Linked DNA regions of Mus musculus: regions 2 and 3 are each linked to region 1. The links are chromatin loops, found by intact Hi-C in ENCODE. Cell type or tissue: heart. All regions are shown on one strand. Region 1 overlaps Ttc28 (tetratricopeptide repeat domain 28). Region 2 has its middle 13 kb from the start of Noc4l. Region 3 holds the start of Ep400 (E1A binding protein p400).

Region 1 (8,000 bases):
AGACAAAATTGAGGATTTTGTGGGGTGAGGAGACTTGGGTCTCACTATGTCGCTCTGGCAGTCCTGGAACTATGAAGACCAGAATTGCTTCAAACTCAAAGAAATCTTCCTGTATGGGTATCTTGATTGCTGAATTAGAGGTGTGCACCACTACATCCTGCTAAGATCTAATTTTTATACTTTTTGTCTACTGAAGTTTTTCTAACACAAAGCCTCAAATTTGTTAGTCACAGCTGACTTTGAACTTGTGATTATCCTGTCCCTATCTATCTCCAAGTACTGAGATCACACGTGTGTGCTGCCATGCCCAGCTCACATCGTTTAAACTAAAATAGATGCTACCATACTTCCATTTACAAATGAACTTAAGAGAACTGATGCAATCTGGGAAAAGATGATTTTATTCCGCCTTTTTAAAGTACATTATAATAATAACACCATGAATCTCTGAAGCCCGAGAGTGTCTGGCTCATTGTAGCGCTTCCTAAGGATTAAGCACTTCGGGTGCTGGAGAGGGAGCTCAGCTGGCTAAAAACACCTGCTGCAGCTTTAGCACCCACAGGAGGAGGCTCCCAGCCACCTGTGTCTCCCTCCAGTTCCAGCCTGACAATCTAAAATCAATCTCAGGAAGTCACATGGCAGAAGTAGAGAACTGACTGGTGCAAGCTCTCCTCTGACCTTCATACTCTGCTGTGCCCACATAAGTGCTGACCACACACACACATACCACATACACACACCACAAATACACACACATCACACACACAGATGACACACAAACATACACCTCACTCACACAACATACAACACAGAAACACCACACACACATAAAGACACACAAATGCCCACTCACACAACTTAAAACACAGATAGACACACCACACACATATATACACACACACTATACTACACCACACACACACAGCACAAATAAACACACCCCACAGGGGCCCACACACACAATGTTTAGAAAGTTTTTAAAGAATTAAGTATTTCAAAAACAAATTCTATCAAAAAATATAAGATACAGATGACTGAGAAAACAAGAGTGGTTCAAATGTAAAATACGTACCACATACCAGGACATATAATATAATAGCTTCTAAATGTGAGTACGACTCATCACCAGAAGATGGCCAGCGCATGAGTCAGTGCATATGCCAATGTGTGTTTAGACATTCCACAATGTATTCTCTACCAAAACATTATGTCGTTCTTCTGAAGCACAGAACTCTCCTTTATCAACTGAAAGCCCGGTGCTGCAGCTACTTACACCAACACACACCTGCAGCAAGGAAACAACACTCACTGTACCTCACTCCATGTCTTAGGAACCCAGGTTTACAAACAAGCATCACACCATGGCTGCAGTTAAGTGGCGGAACTAGATTTTCCAACCTGCTGTGGGTCTGAGTGCAATACAAGCGAATGTTCACATAGAGGCCAAGGGCAATATGAGATGTCCTTCCTCCTCAGGCACCATCAATCCTGTTTTTAAGGCAGGCTCTTACTGGGAGCAGCTAGGCTGCTGTGAGCGAGTGAGTCTCAGAGATCTACTAGATCTACCTCCCAGCACCTGAATTACAAGCATCTCCACCACATTCAGCTTCTTACATGAGTGTTCATGGTTGCACAGGACTTTAATGACTGCGCTATCTCCTCAATGCATCAAACTATGTCTTTCTGACTCTCAAACCAACAAGGCTTGCTCTAGACCAATCTGATAAAATTGACAGAGACCTAAAGTACAAAGTGCAAACCCTCTAAGGACTTGAGTAGCCACCTAATTCACAATGGATACTTTCTAAGCTGATGCACATCCTGAAACGGCAGATGCTGAAACTGCACACAGTAACAAATGCTGAACATGTATCACTTATACGTGAGTCCTGTTTAAAGCCAACAACTGGCAGCATAAGCATGCTAGTCCCCGACATCGATGAAGGAGCAGAGAAATCCTCCCCGTTGGTGACAACAGTCATCTCAACACTGCAGTGCATTATTCAACTGTTGTGGAGACGATGATTTAAGGTTGCTGGGCTTCCGATCATATAAAAGAAAAGAAAGAAACGCGATGCATGACACGTATGCTGAAAATCTTAATAAACAATTGTTACTGCTTCCCATGTTTTTGTAATTTTGACACCTTACTATACATACACTTTCTATACATAAAAAAAGCTTAATGTAAAGTGTCCACCTCACCCATCTCCCATTCACCACCTATCTTGATCAAAAGTCTTTGTGCAGTGATGAACTACAACATGTAGGCTTGTGTACACTCCAGAAGGTTGCTGTAAGACAGCACCACCTGATGGCGCAATACTCAGAAAATACTATGATCACAAAAAGATGTAAGACTGTAGTAGTTGTACGCACATTTCCTTATGATTAATTTATAAATTAGGTGCATTAAGACAACAGTGCCAGGCTTAGAGGCACACACTTTTAATCTCGGCAGAGAGAGGCAGAGGCAGGCATATCTCCAAGTTCAAGACCAGTCTGGTCTACAGAGCATGTTCCACAACAGTCAACCCTACAGAGAAAAACCCTATCTCGGGGAAGAAAGAAAAAGCAACAAAAATAACTAATAACACCAGAAAACAATGATAGCAATATAGCCAATAACAACAAGGAACAATGATGGCACTGCAGTGAGTGACATCATTAGCACTGCCACTCCTGCACTTGGGACATCATGAAGCCAGGTGAAGGGTGACAGGAACACAGATACTGTCTCAGAAATCAGAGAATAGGTCTATACCTGGTATCCAAGTGACCACACAGCACACAGAGCACCTAGTGTAAATAAATACCTGACAAACAGAACAGTATACAGTTTAAAACCGATACGTTCATTGATCCTGGAATTTCCATGTAATATTTTAGATCACAGTAAACTGAAAATAATAAAAATTACAGAAAACGAACCCATACACAGAAAGAATTGCTACAAGTCGACAGCAGAGGAGTCTGACAAGAATTTCAGTTTCTATAACTAACACAAACAGATGAAAGCCAAGCTCTCCCAGAATCTTTTAAAGAGAAATGAATACACCTATAGCCAGGCAGTGGTACCCACACCTCCAATCACAGCACCTGGCAGACAGAGGGAGGAGGTGCATCTCTGTGTGTTCAAGGCCAGCCAGGTCTACATACTGAGTTCTAGGACAACCAGGGCTACAAAGGAAAACCTTGTTTCAAAAAACAAAAACAAAACAAAACAAAAAACAAAATCCATGGCAGAGAAACATATACAAACTCTAAGACAAGAAATCATAACCCTGGAACAGGACATAAACAAAAAACCTGTATAAACCATCACTAAGATCAAGGAGAAAGGAGCCGAGCCCTTGAAGGACAGACCGGCACTTTGTAAGAATATGTGTGACTTCCTATGACAGGACAGGGCACTCAGGACTCCAGAAGCAAGCTAGACTCTGTCAGACCTGGGGAGCAGAAGAATAGATACATTCATTAATGTTTAACTGCCTCAAAGCTCTGAATTCAGCCTTCAGCTCCTCTTCTGCATTACTAAAATTTTGCTACCATGAGCATGATATGGCTCTTTCTCAGTAGAGGGCACTGGAGGACTGGTCCATGAAAGAGCTCTCTAGCTCTTAGACAGGCGATAACACTGAGGACACTCTCTGGAATTTGCCCAAGTGAGTACTAAGAGTGACCAGAAACTCTCAACTGCAGCTGAGCCTGGTGACATCTTCCTGAGCCCTCCATGAGCTAGAAGCTGCAGGTGTGGACCACTCTGCCTCCTTTGCAGACAGGTGCTGAGCTCATTTTGCAGATTCCTGAGTCACTCTCAGCACCACAGCTACAGCTACAGCTACGTGGACACTGTGCACTCCAGGCCTCCTGCATGTCAAGTATCCTTGATTTCAATTTATTCTCTATTAACTAATGTTCCAGAGAGCTACTTTGCACTCTGCAAGCAAATACAAACCATTTTCACCCTGCCAGAAATGTCTCTGGATCCAATGTATTGCTTCTCCATCTTTTCAGAAGAGGCAAACAAATATGTGCAAGATTTCCACACATCTGCCCTTTCTCACTCCCCCCTCCTCCCCCTCTTCCTCTCCTTCTCCCCCCCCCCCCCAAGCTCTGGAATACCCTAGAGAATTGATTTAAGCTTACAGAGACATATTATATAACAGCTTCATAATTCTGTGTACAAAACTTCCCCTGTTTAAATAACTGTCAGCTGACTGGACCAAGAACTACTAGCAACATGAAATAATCTCAAAAAAGAGACACTCTAAAAACCTGACTGCTGTAACTGGCCTGGTTAGGCCCTTAGATATGAGAGAAACAAGATGCTAATTCACATGTTAATGGAAATATGCCCCATGGTTGTTAATTAAGTGACAAGAAAAACAAATATCACTGGGGCGCAAGTGGCTAATGCACTCTGCAATTTGTGAATGGTGTCTACAAGGGCCAGGGTATGGGATATATGATTCTTAGTGTATTTCAGGGCTTTTATACAGGACTTATAACAACTTTGAGTATATCAACTTAGTCCAAAAGATAATCAAAGATTCTTTAAGAGAAGCTGAAGAGGTGGCTCAGCAGTTAAAAGCTCCTGAAGAAGACCCAAGTTCAGTCACACAGCACCGCACTAAAAGACTCACAACCACCTGTAAACTTGTAGCTTGAAAGGACCCAACACCTTATTCTGGTCTCTTGGGGCACTCCCAGACACATGAGCATATATAGAGACAGACAGACAGACAGACAGATACATACAACACACACACAAATGAATAAAAATAAATTTTAACAAAATAATAAGTAACAATTGCTTTAAAAGTGAACATTAAGTTTCAAAGTGGAATGTTTTGTTTTTAAAGCCATTAAACTGCCAAAGAACTTTTGACACATAAATGACGACCATTTAGAAGATGAAAAGGAGAAAATGAGTCCAAATATTAAGTCAACAAAGATAAGTGGCCTAAGAATATAGTTCTAAAAAACATGCAAGATCTATGTGGAAATATCATTTATTACTACTGAATTGAACCGAGTATAAATATCCATCCTATTTTGAGCAGAAAGATTCAATGACACTAAGGTATCAATGTTTTATCTATGACTTATTTTTCATAAGAGTAATACAAAATACCAAGATAAGTTTTAACTAGGTTTAAGCAAGAATAGGCCCTGTACATTCACATGTTTGAGAGCTTGATCACTAGGAGGTAGAACTGTTTAGGAAAGATTAGGAGGAAGTGTACCACTGGGGTATGCAGGATATTCTCTTGTGCACTGTGTAGAAGCATTCACCTATCAACAAAGAGCTGAATGGCAGGATTGGAAGGTGGGACATCCAGCAGAGGGGGTGGGGGGAATTCTGGGAAAGAGTCATGAGCAGATTTCGCCTGGACTAGGACAACACTGACAAATGTGACTGAGGAGAGGTAACTAGCCATGTGGCAGGCATAGCCAGTCAGAGAATAAGCCAAAGCCTACGGCCTGGGCATTAATTCATAAATAAATAAGTCTCAGAGTCATTATTCTGGAAACAAAGAAGACAGATAGAAAAGCTCCTGGCTATAGGGGTGGGCTTTGAGGTTTCAAAAATCCATACCAGGATGTTCCATTATTTATATCTGTATCATGCTTATAAGTCAAAACATAAGCTCTCAGCTACTGCTCCCGCAGCATGCCTATAGGCATGACACCATGCTTCCTGCTACATGGCCAAGGACTCACCCTCTGAAACTGCAAACCCCCAACAATCTCTCTTCTGTACACTGCCTTGCTTGTGGTGTCATCAGAGTAACAGAGAAGTAACTATGACACTAGGCAACTGGACTCTCAAGTCAGTAGCCCTGGTTAATCCCATTGGTAAGATAAAATAAACTAGTTGGATTCTCAAGTTAGTAGCCCTGGTTAGTCCCATTGGTAAGATAAAATAAACTAGCTGGATTCTCAAGTTAATAGGCCTGGGTTAATAATCCCATTGGTAAGATAAAATGGAAATGAGGAAAATTAATCCAACTCACATGCTAAAGTATGTAATTATATTGCTTAATTTATTATGAATAAAATGTGTACCTGATAATGATTATTAGTATGGTTGTGATGCTAAATACACATATCAGTGAAAATAAAGATAAACTTCAGACATAATACAAATAGAATGAGAATTTATAATATAATAAAGACAAAATTCAGCATCAGTAGAGAAATATGGGTTGCTATTTTGGAGTAAAAATGAAGTTGGAAGGGCTAGAGATAGCCCAATGGAGAAGAGCACTTGCTGTTCTTGCAGAGGCCCTGAGTGCTGTTCCCAACCCCCACATGGTCGTCACAAATGTCTGCAACTCCAATTCCATAGGACCCAATGACATGTTCCAGATTCTGCAGGTGCCAGGAACACACACAGTGCACATTACACATGTGCAAGCAAATGTTCAAACATACAAAAAAAAACTTTTAAGAAAAGAGGATGAATATGCTTATACTAAAATTCTAATTTGATGAAACACTTAAGTATAAAAATGAGCACTTTAATGGAAGGCCTTTTAAAGTGTGATCGTATGACCAAAAGTTATACAATAAAAGTAGAAAAATATATACAATTAAAACTCTTTGCAGCATTTGTTTTTTTGAGAGGGTTTCTCTGTGTCGCTGTTGCTGTCCTGGAACTCACTCTGTAGACCAGACTGGCCTCGAACTCATAGAGATTCCCCTGCCTTTGCCTTCTGAGTACTGAGAATAAAGAGATGCACCACCATGCCTGGTGCATTTTTAAAAAATACATAATGAAGTCAAAACAATCTAAGAAAATATAAAAATTACAAGGAAATATATATTCACTATAAAACAATGTATTATTAAAAGCTTGAAAAACAGGATATCTAAACAGGATGGCTCAGGAGGAAAAATAACTGTAAAGAAGCCTAGTGACCCGAGCCTGTGCCTGGAACCCAGAGCACATACTTGCTCACACGAACACAGGCACACATGCACACATATACACACATACATACACATAGACAAACACATACATATATGCACACACAAACACACATACACACTTGTATAAACAAACATACACACACATATATATACACACAATAAATAAATACAAATAAACATTTTTCTAAGCATCTATATATTCAATATAAAATGGCCAATTAATATGTGGTTATCAAGAAACAGATACAAAAGTATTAAGCTACAGAAGGAAGTAAAGGCACAGGCCAGGAGAATATATAAAAATACAACTTCATAAGCATGCATACTTGTACACATAATTTAATGGCTATAGGTAAAATCTTTAAATGCACAAGCAATCCGTAGTAGTACAAACAAAACTAGGTATGAGAATTGCCTTTGGCAGTGGATCTGCAGAGACAGAGTCAGGTGCCAGAAAGGGATGAAGCCATGAGAAGATCAGCTGGCGTTTCACTCAGTTCCCAGCATGTACACCACATAAGGAATTACGTGTATGACTTACATAGTCAAAAGTCATTAATATTTTAAAGTGAGTGGGAACTGTTGAGGGGTTAAGAATTTAATAGCTATATATTCAGTATACGTCCCTCTGCAGGGAGCAGCTTCTAAATGAGGTGCTGTGCAAGACAGAAATAACAGAATAAAAATTTACATCTACTTACATAAAGCACTTTTTAAATTTGCAATATTTATGAAGAGATGCCCAATGTGCTATAAAATTGAACATTTTTAACAGCATTTTCATCTTTATTACTTAATAAATAAGGGGGCTTCTTTGCCCGAGCCTGAAACCAAATTCTTCATTTTAAATGATGCTTGACTCCATGCAGAACTTAGATGTCCAACCTCTAGTACTACTGAGAGGGCCAATGCAAATCACAGAATCCTGCAACTAATAAAACTAATAAAACATCAGGTCACAATACAGACGCAGATGCCATAGCCAACCATTGAACTAAACATGGGGACCCCAATGGAGGAGTTAGGGGAAAGACTGAAGGAGCTGAAAGAGTCAGCAACCC
Region 2 (8,000 bases), 280 kb after region 1:
ATTTCCTGGAACAGGAGTTACAGATATTTACAAGCTGACATGTAGGTCTTAAGAATCAAACTCGGGGGAGCTGGAGATGACTCAGTAATTAAGAGCACTGACTGCTCTTACAGAGGTCCTGAGTTCAATTCCCAGCAACCACATGGTGGCTCACAACCATTCATAATGAAATCTGATGCCCTCTTCTGGTGTGTCTGAAGACAGCGACAATGTATTCACATATATAAAATAAATACATCTTTATAAAAGAAAAAAATCAAACTTGGTTTTGTTTTGTTTTGTTTGTTTTTTCAAGACAGGGTTTCTCTGTGTAGCTCTGGCTGTCCTGGACCTCACTCTGTAGACCAGGCTGGCCTCAAACTCAGAAATCCGCCTGCCTCTGCCTCCTGAGTGCTGGGATTAAAGGCGTGCACCACCACACCCGGCTCAAACTTGGGTTCTTAATGTCTGAACCATTTCTCTAGCCCTGACAAAAGCATTTTTTTTAATAGAAGCATGTCCATGCAGCATTTGGGACATACTAAACTTAGAAAATTATAGTAAAACATCATATAGCCATTATATTTTTTCATTTGTTTTGCTTTCTAGTGTGTGTGGACATGTATCCATTCTAAGATATTCCCTCTGCATAAGAATTCCTCTAAGGGAATGAGTAGAAGTCAAGATAACTAAGGTGCAGGCCATCTTTGGATTGATACGATCTAGATGTGTATGCTGCAATTTCCTTTTCATCACCGCTAACTCATTTTCAGCCTTGGGCTATTAAATCTTTATCACTTTGTAAGGTTTGAAATAAATTGCTTAGCTCTTGAGTGGCCAAGCAATTGCAGGCCACAGACAGTTAATCTCCCCTAGTAGCTTCTGAAAAGCATTAAGAGTTTGATTGGTTTCTCCCGGGTTGCACTCTTTTGTGATCTAACCTTTGGTACTTATTCTATATACTAAATCCCAAACAAGGCAAGATTTTTTTTTTTTTACTTCATCAAACATTTTCATCAAAAATTCTCTCCAGGGTATCTGTATTCAAACCAGCCAATAGGATATCATCCACATAATGATAAATAATGGATTGAGGAGGAATTGTTTATGAATGATCTCCAATGGGTGTGGTACAAAATATTGACACAAGGTAGGACTGTTTGACATTCCTTGTGGAAAGACTTTCCAATAATATCTTTTTATTGGGCTTCTATTAATTTTTATTGGGTGACCTCTATTAAAGGTAGGTACTGAGAAAGCAAACCTTTCCTTATCACGTTCATGTAGAGGAATTGTGAAAAAACAGTCTTTAAGATCAATCACTATGATAGGCCATTCCTTAGGCAACAAGGAAGGCAATGGGATTCTAGGCTGCAGGGAACCCATTGGCTGAATAATCTTATTAATCACTGTGAGATCTGCCAACATCCTCCATCTGTCAGATTTCTTTTTAACGACAAATACCAGAGACTTCCAAGGGCTGGTGGACTCTTCTACACGCTGAGCCTCCAGCTGCTCCAGGACTAGCTGTTCTAGTGCCTGTAGGTTTTCTTTTGTCATAGACCATTGTTCAATCCAAATGGGTTGGTCAGTGAACTACCTTAGTGGTAAGGCTGTTGGTGTCTTATTAGCAGTGGCTTCCCGATGTAAAGTTGGATTGTCATGAAAGACCGCCGAAGGGAAACCCTCACTCAAGTCTCAGGATAATAGCGGACCCCCAAGGACTCACAAGAGACCAAACTTGATGCAAACCACACAAGGCTTTATTGGGGGAAAGCCAGAGCTCTGGGAACAACTCGTATCCCACGCAGGGGTAGGAGTCGACCCCAAGGGGAAAGGGGTCCCAGTTTTTATAGGTCTTCAAGGGGGAAAGGAGAAGGAGGGAGTAGGGGATTTCCAGATCTAAACAATGTCTATTCTAAAATGATTGATTTCTCAAGAAATGGGTGTGGGAGGGAAACAAGGAAAGAGTCTGGTGCAGGTGCAGTAACTCTGGATTGGCCCTGACTGTGGTTGCTGTGGAGATTTTCCGACTCTATCCCAGCAACCAATATCACAAACACCTGTGCAGCAGTGGGCACACACCTGGGTTCAAGGAACGGTCAGAACATTGGCGGACACACAGGTTCAAGGAGCGGCCAGAGCATTGTGCACCTCTATTTTTCTAAATCAGTGAAGCTAGTTCTGCTAACAATGAAATCTATTTTGCCAATTTCAGGGTTTCTGTGACCTTTTACACTCTGTCAGGATCTTTCAGTCAGCCCCTGCTGTATCTTATTTATGGACATCCTGGACAGTCTGAAACTGTCTTGGATAGCATTCCTTAACTAATTTGATTTTTTTGTTTGTTTGCTTGTTTTTTGTTTTGGTTTGGTTTGGTTTTTCGAGACAGGGTTTCTGTGTGTGGCCCTGGCTGTCCTGGAACTCACTTTGTAGACCAGGCTGGCCTCAAACTCAGAAATCCGCCTGCCTCTGCCTCCCAAGTGCTGGGATTAAAGGCATGTGCCACCATGCCCGGCTTAGTTTGATTTTTTAAGTAGGAGCCTGCCTGGTGTGGCTAGCTTCCAAAGTTGAAGGGATGTTAATTTGTGCTTTCCATTGTTATAACATGTATGATCTTACTTTTCCTATCTGACCTTCAGGCCCTGTAAATCTAAAATCTGGTGCTTTGCTTTAGAGGAGATGAAGTCCCAACTCCTTGAAATTGGATGTCTACCTCTTGAAGTGGCCAACCTACAGGCCAAGATTTCGGAGAGATAATGGTGACATCTGCACCAGTGTTGACCATTCCTTTGATCTCAATATTGTTTACTAGTATTCTTACCTTGGGCCTTTGATCTTCTATAGAAGTTTGCCAAAATATTGGTTTGGGGCCCTTTTCGAATTATCTACAGAATTTGTCTTAACCTTGTTATCTGGTCTTATAATATCTATTTTCAACAGTGGTGTTTAATTGTCCTGAGGAAGAGAATTTTTCCTGTTTGGCATTGGGGCCTACGAGAGCCCCCCCCACCCCATACCCTGGGAGTTTTTTGGTCAAGAGTTACCCCATTTGTCTGTTGTTGATTTACATTCCCTAGTCCAGTGTCTAGGCCTTTGTCACATCTCTTGCATATCCCAGGAGGCTTGGGCTCCCTTTTGGAATTAATTTGGTTTTCTCTGAAGCTTCTCTCTCTCTCTTTTTTTTTCTCCCAAGACAGGGTTTCTCTGTGTAGCCCTGGCTGTCCTGGAACTCACTCTGTAGACCAGACTGGCCTTGAATTCAGAAATCTGCCTGCCTCTGCCTCCCAAGTGCTGGGATTAAAGCCGTGCACCACCACTGCCCAGTTTCTCTGAAGTTTCTTTTGACATAACCTTGCTCACCACGATTAAGAAATGTTGTATGGCCTCAAGGCCTCTAGTGGCAGCTTCTCCTGTTAAGGTCATATCAGGTGAACGGGGTCTAACATCCACTGTATGTCTAATCCACTCTTCTATTGATGCTGACCCTGCCTTCAATGGTCTGATTACTTCTTTGCATTCAGCATTCCCATTTTCAAAAGATAAAGTCTTGATTCAGGACTTTCTTACTAATGGATCCAATGTACTTCTTTCCACAGATAAAGACAACCTTTGGAAAAAGTCAAGGAATGTTTCTTTTAGACCTTGCTTGGCCTGAAAAAAAAAAGGTTCAAGTCTTTCTACTCTTTCTGCGACTTCGTCTCAAGCATTTAAGGCTGCCTTAGCACATAACATCAAGCTTTCATCATATTCAGCGTCTACTTCTAGCTCAGCAAAATGACCTTCCCCAAGCAGCAGAACTTCAGAAATATTCTTACCTCTGGCTTTATTTTGTTGGGCTATCTCCTTTGCTTCTTCTCTCCACCACAAGCACCATTATAAAGGTGACCCGGGTTCTCATATTGCTTTTACCACATCCTTCCAGTCTTTTTGTTTTTTTCGAGACAGGGTTTCTCTGTGTAGCCCTGGCTGCTCTGGAACTCACTCTGTAGACCAGGCTGGCCTCGAACTCAGAAATCCGCCTGCCTCTGCCTCCCAAGTGCTGGGATTAAAGGTGCGTGCCACCACCGCCCGGCTGCAGTCAGTGCTCTTAACCACTGAGCCATCTCTCCAGCCCCTGTGCCAATATTTCTCTAGCGCTTGTATCTCTGTCATCCTGGTGTTTTGTTCAACCTAATAATATCTTTTTGTAACCTCTCCTCCAAAGCTTGCCCCCATGCCTCAGACTTCTCCTTTTGTTGCTCCTCCTGTTCCTTAAGTGTCTGCACCCCCTGCTCAGAGCTCCCCTTCACCTTATTTTTTCTTTATGTTGTAATCCTGATATTGTGATGTCTATTTTATTTTGACTGATTAATTTTAGAAGATTCTCCTCCAAGTCTCACTTCCAATTCTCATTTCTTCTTCTCTGCTGCTCATTCTGACCTGTGAAATTTTGCATTCTTTGTTCTAGCATCTTTTCCAGCTCCTGTCTCTAACCTTCATGTTCCTCTCTCTGTTATCTTGACCAATAGAATCCTGTACCTTTCGTTCCAGATTTTCCTCTAGGCTGTATTCATTTTCTTCTCTCTGTTGCTTAGCATGACCTACAAATTCCTTTAGTTCTTGTGTTTTCTTTAGGCTGTATTGCCCAGTCTTTTCTTTTTTTCTTTTCTTTCAGTTTTTCAAGACAGGGTTTCCCTGTATAGCCCTGGATGTCCTGGAACTTACTCTGTAGACCAGGCTGGCCTTGAACTCAGAAATCCGCCTGCCTCTGCCTCCCAAGTGCTGGGATTAAAGGAGGTATCTAATTTTTGTGATTGTCAATTTTGAATTCTCAGTACCTGATCTGGAGCTTCTTGTACCTTTGTCTCCCCCTGGTGTTCGATTCAGGACATTGCAGTCCTCTCGGAATCTTATTCGCAGGAAGTGGGTGGTGGTGGCTAACTGTAGAAAGACGTGGGACTTCTGAGCCTCTCTCTGGCTTTTGTTTGGGTTGCAGTCGGCAGCATGTGCACTGATTTCAGGCAGCTTGCAGTCGGGAGAGCAGGTCTGGCTGTTCCGTGTCCAGTTTAGACGTGGGGGATACAGGAAAAGCGAGCGCAGGAAGGCCTGCTCGGGGTAGAGATACCCAGATCAGCCAGCTGTGCCTGTGAGAGAAAGCTTTGGAAAGTTAGATTTTGGTTTTTTGTATTGTGTGTGTGTGTGTGTGTGTATGTGTGTGTGTGTGTGTGTGTGTTTTCAGTTGTTGATCCTCAGCTGTGAAGACTGCAGGCTGCTTCTCAGGCAGTCGTGCCCCAGGGTCCTTGGTTCTTCTGTAGGCGCAGGGACCCCCCCCCCCCCAAACCATGTTATGGCGCTGCCTATGTCCAGCTCAGGGCAGGGGCGCTGCCACTGGTTGCTGAGGTTTGCTTGGGGTTTGGAGAGGGAGCCTCAGTCTGTAGACCCCTTAGACCCATTTGGTGTTTAATTTCCATCCTGGTGCACCTTTAGAGATCAGCCCTAGTTATTTATATGGGGCTGAGGGGAGTGGATTGGGAAAATCTAATATACTACTAACTTATTCCCCAGCTATGAGACCCCTTGTTGCTTGCGGCTTCTCCCAGCCATGCGGTTCTGGCCCATTATGGCTTCCTCCTCCTTCTTCCTCTGTCCTCTTTCCCCTTCTTCCTCTGCCTCCTACTCCCTCTCCAGTCCCACCTTTTCCCCTCCACTGCCCAATCACAGGCTCTAGCCTTTTATTGGCAGTTAAAATGGGAGGTCAACATGGTATCACCTGAGGACGAGGTAGTCTGCTGGGTGGGGTGGGGTGAGGAGACTCTCTCGAGGAACCAGTACTAACATTTGAATACAAACAGTGTGTGTGTTTTCTACCTTATGTGACCATGAAGCAGGAGGCCCTCACTGAGGGCATCTTGACTGTGAATTTCCAGATCGTTAATTTGTTTTTCCTAGTTAGTATTTCTCAGGTATTCTGTTATGACTACACAGGCAGAGGAGAGGCCTCTCTGCTTGAGTCTTTTTTTTTTTTAAAGATTTATTTATTTTATTTATATAAGTACACTGTTGCTATCTTCAGATACACCAGAAGAGGGTATCAGATCCTATTGCAGATGGTTGTGAGCTACCATGGGAAGAGCAGTCAGTGCTCTTAACCACGGAGCCATCTCTCCAGCCCCCTCTCTTCTTGAGTCTTAGAGGAATGAATATAAGGGGCTCACTGCAGCCCCATCTACTGAGTAGTTATTGTGCGTTAACAAGTCTCCCTTTTCAATGTGCAATGGCTTCACCTTATGACTCTTCTCTTCCTCCTCGTCCTTTCTTCTTTGTCCCTCCTGTCTTCTACCTAGAGATGCAAATACTTCAGGCAATCGAGTCATACTCACAAGTAATGAATCCCATGCCCGAAGGGAGGTGGAGACACTTGAGCATCTAATTGGCACTTAGCAAATTTGCTATAGGGACGAAGATGTCAGTGACATACTTCCCAAATAACAGCCATGCTTGGTGCTTTGGCAAACATCCCCAGCTAAAAATGACTGCCCCACTAGAGGTTGGGGTACATGGATGCTCCCTAGGGAACTTCATCTGTTCTCAGGGTCTCACCTCTAGGTCAGTAGCTGCTAGAAAAAGCTACACTCTTACCATCACAGAGCCAAGCTGCTAGCTCAGGAATACCTTCTGTAGTCTGTGCCTGTGTCCCTTCTAGTACAGTGGCCAGAGTGCAAATTGCTTTGGAACTGAATATACAAAGTACAACAGCATTTATTCTACAGCTGGGCTGGCTTGGTGGACACAGATAACTCTTTTTAAAATAGCTTCCTAGGTCAGGGCTGGGTCCCCCTGAGGTAGGAACCTCTGTAGCAGCTGCTGGCTGTCTACTCAGACCTAGAAGGCTGTGGCTGGCATCCAACCATAAGGAGATCTAGGGGCAGCTGAGTGACAGCCATAAGCAGGCCTTGCAACCATCAGAAGAGGCTGGTCACTATTCCCACTTAGGAAACAAGTCAGCAGGCTTGGTTTTAGCCGGTGACAGTTACCAGAGCCTGTTCCCTCTCTGGTGAGATCGGCTACCTGTTCTTAATTCTCTGGGGTCAGTGTCCCCCTGAAGGGCCTATTCTCCCATCTCCCTTTACCATCCATTGCTTTCTGAGCTGTGGTGACAGTGAACCCTAGGCCTGTATGAGTTACGTTGTGGCTACCAACTCAGAACGGACAGTAGTTCCTAGGGGCTCACAATCTGTGCTTCCAGATCCCCTTCTGAAGTATTTGACCAACTGTTTCCTTCATCAGCCGCCAGGTTTAAAAGGCTCTTTCCCGGGTGTTCATTTATCTATACTGGGACTTTGTGCCCTTATAAAAACATCCTTTGAATACTAGCAATATCTCAGTCCCACATGACTGGGACCACCAAGGAGTAGGAATTCAGCTCACACCGAGGGCTCTTTTTATTCAAGAGTCCTCGGCTTGTGTCAAACAAAGTGGAAGCTCCCTCCCATACTCCTGTTCCTTAGTCCTTGGTAGGCCTCTGTGACGCCCACTCTCCTCACATCTGTCACCTGCTTGACTCCCGGTGTCTGTCACTGCTTTATTGACTTCATCTTGAATCTATGTGCAAGCGTTTGCTTCATTTCCTGGAGGCTTGGTGGCTCCTTTCTGGTTTATTGGAAACAAGATTCTTGGACATCGGTTGAACCTTAAAGATGTGACAGAGGTGTGTGTCTGTGGCCACCAGATGGGGGCCCATTCTTCATCTTCACACTCCGTGGCCTGCTGGAGCTGGCACAGGTCTGCACGGGCCGGGAATGAAGTCACGTGAAGGGGACGCCGAGTCCTTGTGAGAAGACTCCGAGAAGACAGGGTCCTGTGAGCTTAGGGTTTTCTCACAGCGTGGAATTGTTCTTGGAATGTGTTTTCATGCCCCTCCCAGGGGTAGCAGAAAGGAGTGAGCTTCCTTCAGATTACTCATTATTGTTTGCTGCTGTTATTCAATTACATGTCTATATGCCGCTATTTAAAAAAAAAACATATCTTTACCACATGTG
Region 3 (8,000 bases), 150 kb after region 1:
GGCCAGAGCTTCATGATGCACCAGATCCGGAAGATGGTTGGCCTGGTGGTAGCCATTGTGAAGGGTTATGCCCCTGAGAGTGTCCTGGAGCGCAGCTGGGGAGAGGAGAAGGTGGATGTGCCCAAGGCACCCGGGCTTGGCTTAGTCCTGGAGAGGGTTCACTTTGAAAAGTACAATCAACGCTTTGGCGGTGACGGGCTGCATGAGCCCCTGGACTGGACGCAGGAGGAAGGGAAGGTGACTGCTTTCAAGGAGCAGTACATTTACCCTACCATTGTCAGCACTGAGCGGGATGAGCGGTCCATGGCCCAGTGGCTCAATACTTTGCCGATCCACAACTTCAGTGGCACTGCACTTGGAGCGGCTGACACAGGTGCCAAGGTAGGAAGGACTTTGGTCTCGAGTGTTCACGGTGTGCATATGCGCACATATTAGCTGGGTAGGAGCTGAGTCGCAGAGAATCCCCAAAGCCATACAGTCCCTGGAGGGGTGGGCTACCTCCTGCTCCTACCCCACCCCTAGGCAAGGTTTACTCATGGGCTGGCATGGGGCTTCCAGCTGCTGAGCAGTGTATCTGGTTACCTCTAAAGGCATAGGCTGCTTGGGCCTGCTTGGTCAGCTTCAGTCTGTTCCTATTCCTCTAGTAGAGTACTTTTTTTTTTTTTCCCAAGATAGGTTTTCTCTGTGTAGCCCTGGCTGTCCTGGAACTCACTTTGTAGACCAGGCTGGCCTCGAACTCAGAAATCCTCCTGCCCCTGCCTCCCAAGTGCTGGGATTAAAGGAGTGTGCCCCACCAGTGCTTTTGCTCAGCAACAAGCACTTGGCACTGTACCCAGGATTCCTTCATTTTTCCCAAGGCCCACACATGGGAGTGCTTCCAGGTTAGGTCTCATGGTCCTTTTCCTGTTTGCCCTTTCCTACAGGTCCCCAGTTCCCTGGAGGGCAGTGAAGGGGATGGAGACACTGACTGAAACTGTAGATCCTGCCACTGCTGTGTGTGCTGAGGCTGGAATCTCTGCACCTGCCTGTCACTCAGGACGGGGGGGAGCCAAGAATTCGGGGGCTGGCTTGTGGATGTAGCCTGGCTTCATAACCTCAGGATATTAAATTCTCATCCCAGGAATCAGCTGCCGACTTTAGCCCATGCATCGTGTGTATACACCTTAGCATGAAAGGGCACTTTTTAAAAAAAGTGATTTTTTTTTTCCTATTAAATATGTTTTGCTTAGTGAATTATTCTTTGCCTATTTTCCTTTTCTGGCTGTGAGATGAGTGCAACACTGCTGTGTTCGGGATAGCTGAGGGGTAGGCACAGAAGGTCAGCACGGGGTGTGGTTGGCTGGGCAGGCAGTAGATGTAGCCACTAGCAGTCTGCTCCCGGCTGCTGCTGATACTCTCTTCCTTCCATCCGGACCTGTCCTTTGAGACCATCCCGGTTTTCTCTGAAGTGGCTACACTGGTGATTTCATGCTGCCTATTCTTGGGAGACCTCAAGGGGGACCGTGCGTCAGCAGCCCCCACCTTTATGCCCTAGTATTCTTCACCTCCTTCTGGGTCTCCTTTTTTTTTTTTTTTTTTTTTTTTGGTTTTTCGAGACAGGGTTTCTCTGTATGGCCCTGGCTGTCCTGGAACTTACTTTGTAGGCCAGGCTGGCCTCGAACTTAGAAATCCGCCTGCCTCTGCCTCCCGAGTGCTGGGATTAAAGGCGTGCGCCACCACGCCCGGCACTGGGTCTCCTTTCTTATGTGCTAACCATGTATCCCTCATCCCTGGACAGCCACGGCCACTTACTCAGCACTAGGTTTGGAATGCCCTTTCAGTCCACAGTGTACTCCTCCCAGACCTCTCTCGCCTTTTATGGGTGAAGGCATTCTCAGATCTCTAGCATAGTCAGTGTTATGGGGCCCTTAGACCTACACAGATGGCTTCATCCCATGACCTGCATTTTTGGTTTGTTCGGAATGGCGAGCAAGCAGTTTTAGAGGAGTAACAGCTCCGTGAGGCAGGGAGGGGTCATGTCCTCAAAATGGGTATTCCTTTTTTTTTTTTTTTTTTGCAGAGAAGTTGGGTTTGCTTTCCAGCAGCAATATAGTGGCTCCATACAATCTGTAACTCCAGTTCCAGATGATCCAACAGGCTGCATTCAGGCAGGCAAAACACTTATAGACAATTTATTTTGGCGGTTAGTGGGATGGCTTAGCAGTTACAAGTGCCTGCTGGTCTTACAGAGGGCCCAAGTTCAGTTCTCAACACCCGTGCTGTGCAGGTTATACCCACCTATAATTCTAGCTCTAGAGGACTCAGCCCTCTTTTCTGGCCTCTGAGGACACTCGTTCATGTATGCATATCCCACACTTAGACACACGTGCACACTCCTAATTAAACAAATAAAATCTTTTTTAAAAAAGTATGTGTGTGAGTGTGTGTACATGTAAGCTCCCTAATGTGGGTGCTAGGAACCTCATTTTTTTTTTTTGCAAAAGCAGCAGTGCTCAGAAACCCTTGTAAGTTTCTAAAAATTATAATGTGTGTGTGTGTTTGTGTGTATGTCATGTGTATGTGTGTGTGTCATGTGTATATGTGAATGCCTGTGGAAGCCAGAAGAGGTTGTCAGATCTGGAGCTAATTACAAATGGTTGTGAACCACCTGATGTGGGTTCCGAGAACTGAATTCAGGTCCTCTCATGGCTAAGCCAACTTTCCAGTTATCCTGGACTTTTTTTTTTTTTTTTAAAGATTTGTTTATTTCATGTATATGAGTACACTGTAGCTATCTTCAGACACACCAGAAGAGCATTGGGTCACATTACAGATGGTTGTGAGCCACCCTGTGGTTGCTGGGAATTAAACTCAGGACCTCTGGAGGAGCAGTCCGTGCTCTTAACTGCTGATCCATTTCACCAACCCCTATCTTGAGCTTTTAAAAAGATCCTTTATTTTAGAGTTTCATGCATGTATGTTTTGGTCATATCCACCTTCTCTTCATTTCCCCTTATTCCCTACAACTTCCACTGGCTCCTTCCTAACACATTTCCCTCCTGTTTTTTATTTTGAGATGGGGTCTCATGTATTCCAGGACAGCCTCAAACATGATGAATGGATGAAGCCAGCATGAACCCCAGATCTTGCTGCTTCAGCCTCAAGTTCTGGGATTATAGCAGTGGTTCTCAAACATTCTGATGCTGTGACTCTTTAATACAGCTCCTTATGTTGTGGTGACCCCCAACCATATTTCATTGGTACTTCATAACTGTAATTTTGCTACTGCTATAAGTTGTAATGGAAATAAATATCTGACATGCCGGATATCTTATATGTGACCCATAGGCTGAGATCCACTGAATTACAAGCTTGTGCCACGAAGCTCAGTTAATTTCTTCCTTTTTTTTATAGTGTTTTTAAAATTATAATCTTTTGTTGGGCAGTGGTGGTGCATGCCTTTATTTAATCCCAGCATTTGGGAGGCAGAGGCAGGTGGATTTCTGAGTTTGAGGCCAGCCTGGTCTGCAGAGTGAGTTCCAGGACAGCTAGGGCTGCACCGAGAAACCCTGTCTCAAAACAAAACAAAACAACAAAACAAAACAACAACAACAAAAAATATATATATAAAATCTTTTTCAAACTCGTACTACAATCTTACCTCCTCTTGGGTCGTGGTTTCTTTTGCATTTCTGTGATGTCTAATGATGCTGGATGTATTTTCAGACTTCTGCTCACTGCGCCTCAGGCGCCTTTTTGTTCATAGGGCTAGTCCCCTATTTCCCACGGAGGCGGAGCACACCCAGAGGATGCGATCAGGTCCGCTCGAGCTTTCCTAAACAGCCTCCCCCGCTGGAGCGAGTCGCCAGGTGGCGTAACTGAGTGAAACTCGGGGTCCGCCCCCAACTGACGAGGCCACGCCCCTTCCCGAGTCTACCGGAACTTCCCCGAGGCCTGAGGCTCCGCCTTGTACCCATGAGGCCACGCCCCAGCCCGCGTGCACCGCCTCAGCCCCCCCAGCCCTTCCCTGCGCGTGCGCCGACTCCCCTCGTCCTGTCCGAAGCGGTCCCGCCTCGTACGGATGAGGCCTTTCGGAGGCGGCCCTGAGGTGGCTCTCCGCTCTCCAAACTCCGCCCAACGCACCTCCTGCATACAGCTCCGCCCCTAACCGCCTGCTTAAGAAGCCGCTTCGGTCCTGCCTCCGCCGTCAGCAGCGCCTCAGCTTCAGGCGACCCCGCGCGGCTGCGAGCGGCCCTACAGGATAGGTACCGTTAGTCCCTCGCCGCGCGCCGTAGCACCGGCGCTGCTACTTCCTGTGCCCGTGGACCCGGATGTGCCGAGCGGCTGCGGCGCGCTCGAGCCTCCCGGCTGTCCTGACGCGGCGGAGCGCGGCTTTTGCTCGCGGTGCAAGCGAACGGGATAGCGTCAGCGGGTGAGAGGCGGGACGGTGGGTGGTAGGCGGCAACGGCGGCGTGCCGAGCGGTTGTGTTTAGCGGTGCTGCTGCTGCTGGCGTCGCGGCGGGCCCAGGCCGCGGCGGCGCTTTGTCGTGGGCGGGCGGGGCCGAGGGGCCGGGCGGCGCTGAGAGGGGACCGGTCGGTGGCTCGGCGCGTGGTCCGGCCTCAGCAAGGCCCTTCTCTGGTCAGCGCTCTCGAGTGCGCCGTTCTTTCTGGGCAGGCGCGCGGCCGTTTCCGAGCGCTCGGGAAGGCGGGGCTCTTAACGCCCGCGGCACCGTTGGTCCGCGGCGCGCGGGGCTTCCTTTCGCGACGTAGAGCCTTGAGCGGAGACAGAGCGGGAAGGACGCCGGGGATCTGGCAGAGCTCCCCGGGCCGGGGCTCGGAGGTGTACCATCAGCCGCCGAGCCGCTGTCTCCGCAGGTCTGTCCCTAGGTCCAGTATCCTGGAGCACCGCGACTTGGAATTGGGGGTTGCGCTCATCCCTGGCACTTGTCACTTGTGCTCTCGATTATACGTGTGGCAAAAACGGTCCTTGTTTTGTTTCGGTTTTGGTTTTGTTTCGCTTTTCCATTTTAAGTCAGGGTCTTACCCTGGAGCCTTGGCTGGCCTTTTAACTCGCCATTTAGACCAGGCTGGCCTTGAGCTCACGAAGATCCGCGATTCTTGTACCTGGGTGTGTGTGTGTGTGTGTGTGTGTGTGTGTGTGTGTGAGAGAGAGAGAGAGAGAAAATGAATGAATGAATATGAATTATACAATTTGGATGGCCACAAGGCAAACCACATGTTAACTTTAAATCTTCTTTTTACGTATTTAGGTTTTCTGAGACAAAAAGTCTCATGGAAGTCCGAATCAGCCTGGACTAGACTCATTAAGTAGTCCAAGCTGGTCTGTAATTCTTAGCAATCCAGATGCCTCCACCTTGATACTGGGTTTGCAGGTGTGAGACATCATGCCTGGCTGTTTTTATTTACTTGCCATTGAGAGGAATCTTTGTGTCCCAGGCTGGCCTCAGATCCTGGCCTCAGGTTATCTTCCTACCTCAGTCTCTTGCGTATCTGGGAGTGCTGGTTCCTGCTGCAGTGCCCAGCCCCCTCTAACCCCCTTAATTTATTTATATATTTTAAAAAACCCAAAAAAACAAAAAACACATGGTCTCACTGAGTAGTTCTGGCTGTCCTGAAACAGGCTGACCTCGAACTCAAAAGAGATCTACCTGCCTCTGCCACCTGAGTACTAAAGGATTGAAGGTCTACTCCACATCTTCCTCCCCACCAAATGTTTAAAATCTCAAGATAGCCTAATATCGAAAGTGTCATTATTTCCTTTTATTGTATTCTTCTAACTTTAAAAAAACGTTTGGCATTATCTAATGAAACTGTTTTAAGTTGTGTAGGTACCATGATCATCCAACAGTACAATAACTGCCTCATAATGTTGTTGATACTGTTGTCCCTGTGAGGCATTTACTGGTGTTTTGGCTTCTGTGTTGGGTTGCTCTTTGTGGCCCACTCAAGGTCATAACATAGCATTCCTCAGAATGGCTGTCTGTTGTTTTCTGGCCACCTTATTTACAACTACATAGTAACCTTTCCTTGGGTTAATCTTCCCCTCCAGTTAACTCTTTCAGCTCTCAGCTGCCTTGTATTCCTGGGTGGGAGGGAATTTTTTGTGTGCTCTCAGTCACCATTTCCTCCATTTTCTGTAGCATCTTTACTTAGCCTTTTGGTCATCGCCTCTCCAGTGATTAGGCGCCCCTGTTTCTGAAGGCTTTGTTCTGGCTGTCCATAAAATTAAAAAAAAAAATGTGTGTGTGTGTGTGTGTGTATGTGTATGTGTGTGTGTGATGTGTTTGTATATGTTTATATTCTGTGTGTGTATGTCTCTGTCTGCCTTGTGTGCCTGACGAGACAGGAGGGTGTCTGATCTTCTGGTGGTTATGAGCTACCCAGCATGGGTGTTGGGATTCAAACTCAGATCCTCTTGAAGAGCACATATGCTCTTGACTCCTGGGCTGTTTCTTCAACCCTGTTTTTTTTTTTTATTTTGTGTGTATAGGTGTTTTGCCTACATGTATATCTCTGTGCCACTTGGGTGCCTGATGCCCACAGAGGCCAGAAGAGGGAATCAGATACCCTGGAACTGGAGTTACAGAGGATTGTAAGTCACCATGTTGGTGGTGGGAATTAAACCCATGCCTTCTAGACGAGCAGGCAGTGCTCTTAACTGCTGAGCCATCTTTTTATTAGCCCCTGTCCATGAGTTTCTTGAGGCTGTTAGCAAACAAGTAGAAGCATTATCTTTTTTATTTGTATTTATTTATTTTTTTGGTTGGTGAGCCATAGGTGGCCTTGAACTATGTAGACCTATCCTCAACTTGAACCTGTGATCCTCTTGCCTCTGCCTTCTGAGTACTTCCATTATAGACAGGTATGTGCTGCCCTACTTGGCTGAACGCTTCATTTTTGATATGTTTAATTTTTGTTAATGTGTGTGGAACTGGGGATCAAATTCAAGTTCCTCCACATGCAAAGCAAGCACTTAACCACTGAGTTATCCATACCCCTTATTCTTAAACATTTGATGTTTTAACACCCTTAGTAAAGGGTGTTAGTTTTTGGTGTCTTTCAAATGAATTATTTGGGTATGGAAAGTGTTCTTGAACGTGGGTCTCAGGTTGAAGGAAGAATTTTGAAATGTGAGGGTTCTTTGTCGGGGAGGAGGAGAGAAGCTAGACCTCAGTGATTGGGTGATAGAAGACCTTTTAGTGTAGCTGCCACTGTTCTGCTTTGGAGGTTGAGCCCCAGTTGGGTTCTGGCTCTCATTGAGTTGTCTTTTATATAAGATGGAGACCAGTTAAGCAATACTGGCCATAGCAAGTGCTAACCCCAAAACCTGCTCTGTGTGGTGGGCCAGTGGGAGTTGTGATAAAACAGTTCACTGGTCAGGTAAGCCTTTCCCTTCATGATTTTCTGTGGCCATTTCTCTAAGTACCAATTCCACATGTTCTGGCTTTCAGGGAGTGTGTGTGTGTGTGTGTCTTGTAGAGGTTGAACTAAAATTAGAATTTATCAGGACACTGTGGTCCATGCTTGGGAAGCAGAAACAGGTTCATCTCTATGAGTTTGAGGCTAGCCAGGTGCTACATAGTGAAGTCATGTCTTGAAGGAAATATATAAAAATAAAGTTAGAATTTAAACTGAGTTAAATGGATTACTGGGGCATGTAAATTAAAATCATAGTTAGATGTTATCTCATCCCAGTTAAACTGACAGTTAACAAAAGACAGTAACATGTTGGCGAGCCTGTGATATATAGTTGGAATGTAAATTAATAGTGCTAAAGTGGATCCAGAATGGGAGAAACCAAAAATACTAAAAAGTGAAGCTACTTTTTTGACTGAGCAATCCCATTCTTAGGTATATATCCAAGGGAAATGTAGTCAGTATACAGAAGAGACACATGCACAACCTTGTTTCTTTCAGCACTGATCACAATATCCAAGATACAGAATCAACTTAGGTGGTCATCTGGGACTGAGTGGGAAAGGATGTGGTGTCTGTATGCA

Evidence for each region. A loop is a pair of places that touch in the nucleus more often than their neighbours do. Peaks named below come from ENCODE experiments on the same cell type or tissue, not always from the same donor. Only the 100,000 strongest peaks of a DNase experiment are listed, where the experiment ranks them.
Region 2: it touches region 1 in a loop (6-fold over the local background); 2 of 42 quality-filtered maps call a loop at or near these places.
Region 3: it touches region 1 in a loop (3-fold over the local background); 7 of 42 quality-filtered maps call a loop at or near these places.

What each region holds. Positions count from the first base shown.
Region 1 is chr5:110,919,146-110,927,145 of GRCm38, reverse strand. All of the region lies in intron 2 of Ttc28 (tetratricopeptide repeat domain 28), which reads right to left. Among named protein-coding and RNA genes, the nearest start is that of Ttc28, 43 kb to the right of the region's middle. In heart, CTCF peaks have their summits at 2,331 and 3,573 (motif pointing right); no DNase peak of the experiment used is centred here.
Region 2 is chr5:110,636,566-110,644,565 of GRCm38, reverse strand. No RefSeq gene overlaps it. Among named protein-coding and RNA genes, the nearest start is that of Noc4l, 13 kb to the left of the region's middle. In heart, a CTCF peak has its summit at 4,836 (motif pointing left); a DNase peak (open chromatin) is centred at 4,875; H3K4me3 peaks cover 276 bases; H3K27ac peaks cover 304 bases; H3K27me3 peaks cover 396 bases.
Region 3 is chr5:110,766,903-110,774,902 of GRCm38, reverse strand. It overlaps Ep400 (E1A binding protein p400), which reads left to right and starts at 4,186. Exons shown (of 52, transcript NM_029337.2): 1 at 4,186-4,411. Pus1 (pseudouridine synthase 1) reads left to right here. Exons shown (of 6, transcript NM_019700.4): 5 at 1-381; 6 at 924-1,236. The coding sequence ends at 971. Gm15559 (predicted gene 15559) reads right to left here and starts at 3,954. Exons shown (of 2, transcript NR_152254.1): 1 at 3,641-3,954. In heart, CTCF peaks have their summits at 3,867 and 4,184; a DNase peak (open chromatin) is centred at 4,182; H3K4me3 peaks cover 2,249 bases; H3K27ac peaks cover 1,853 bases.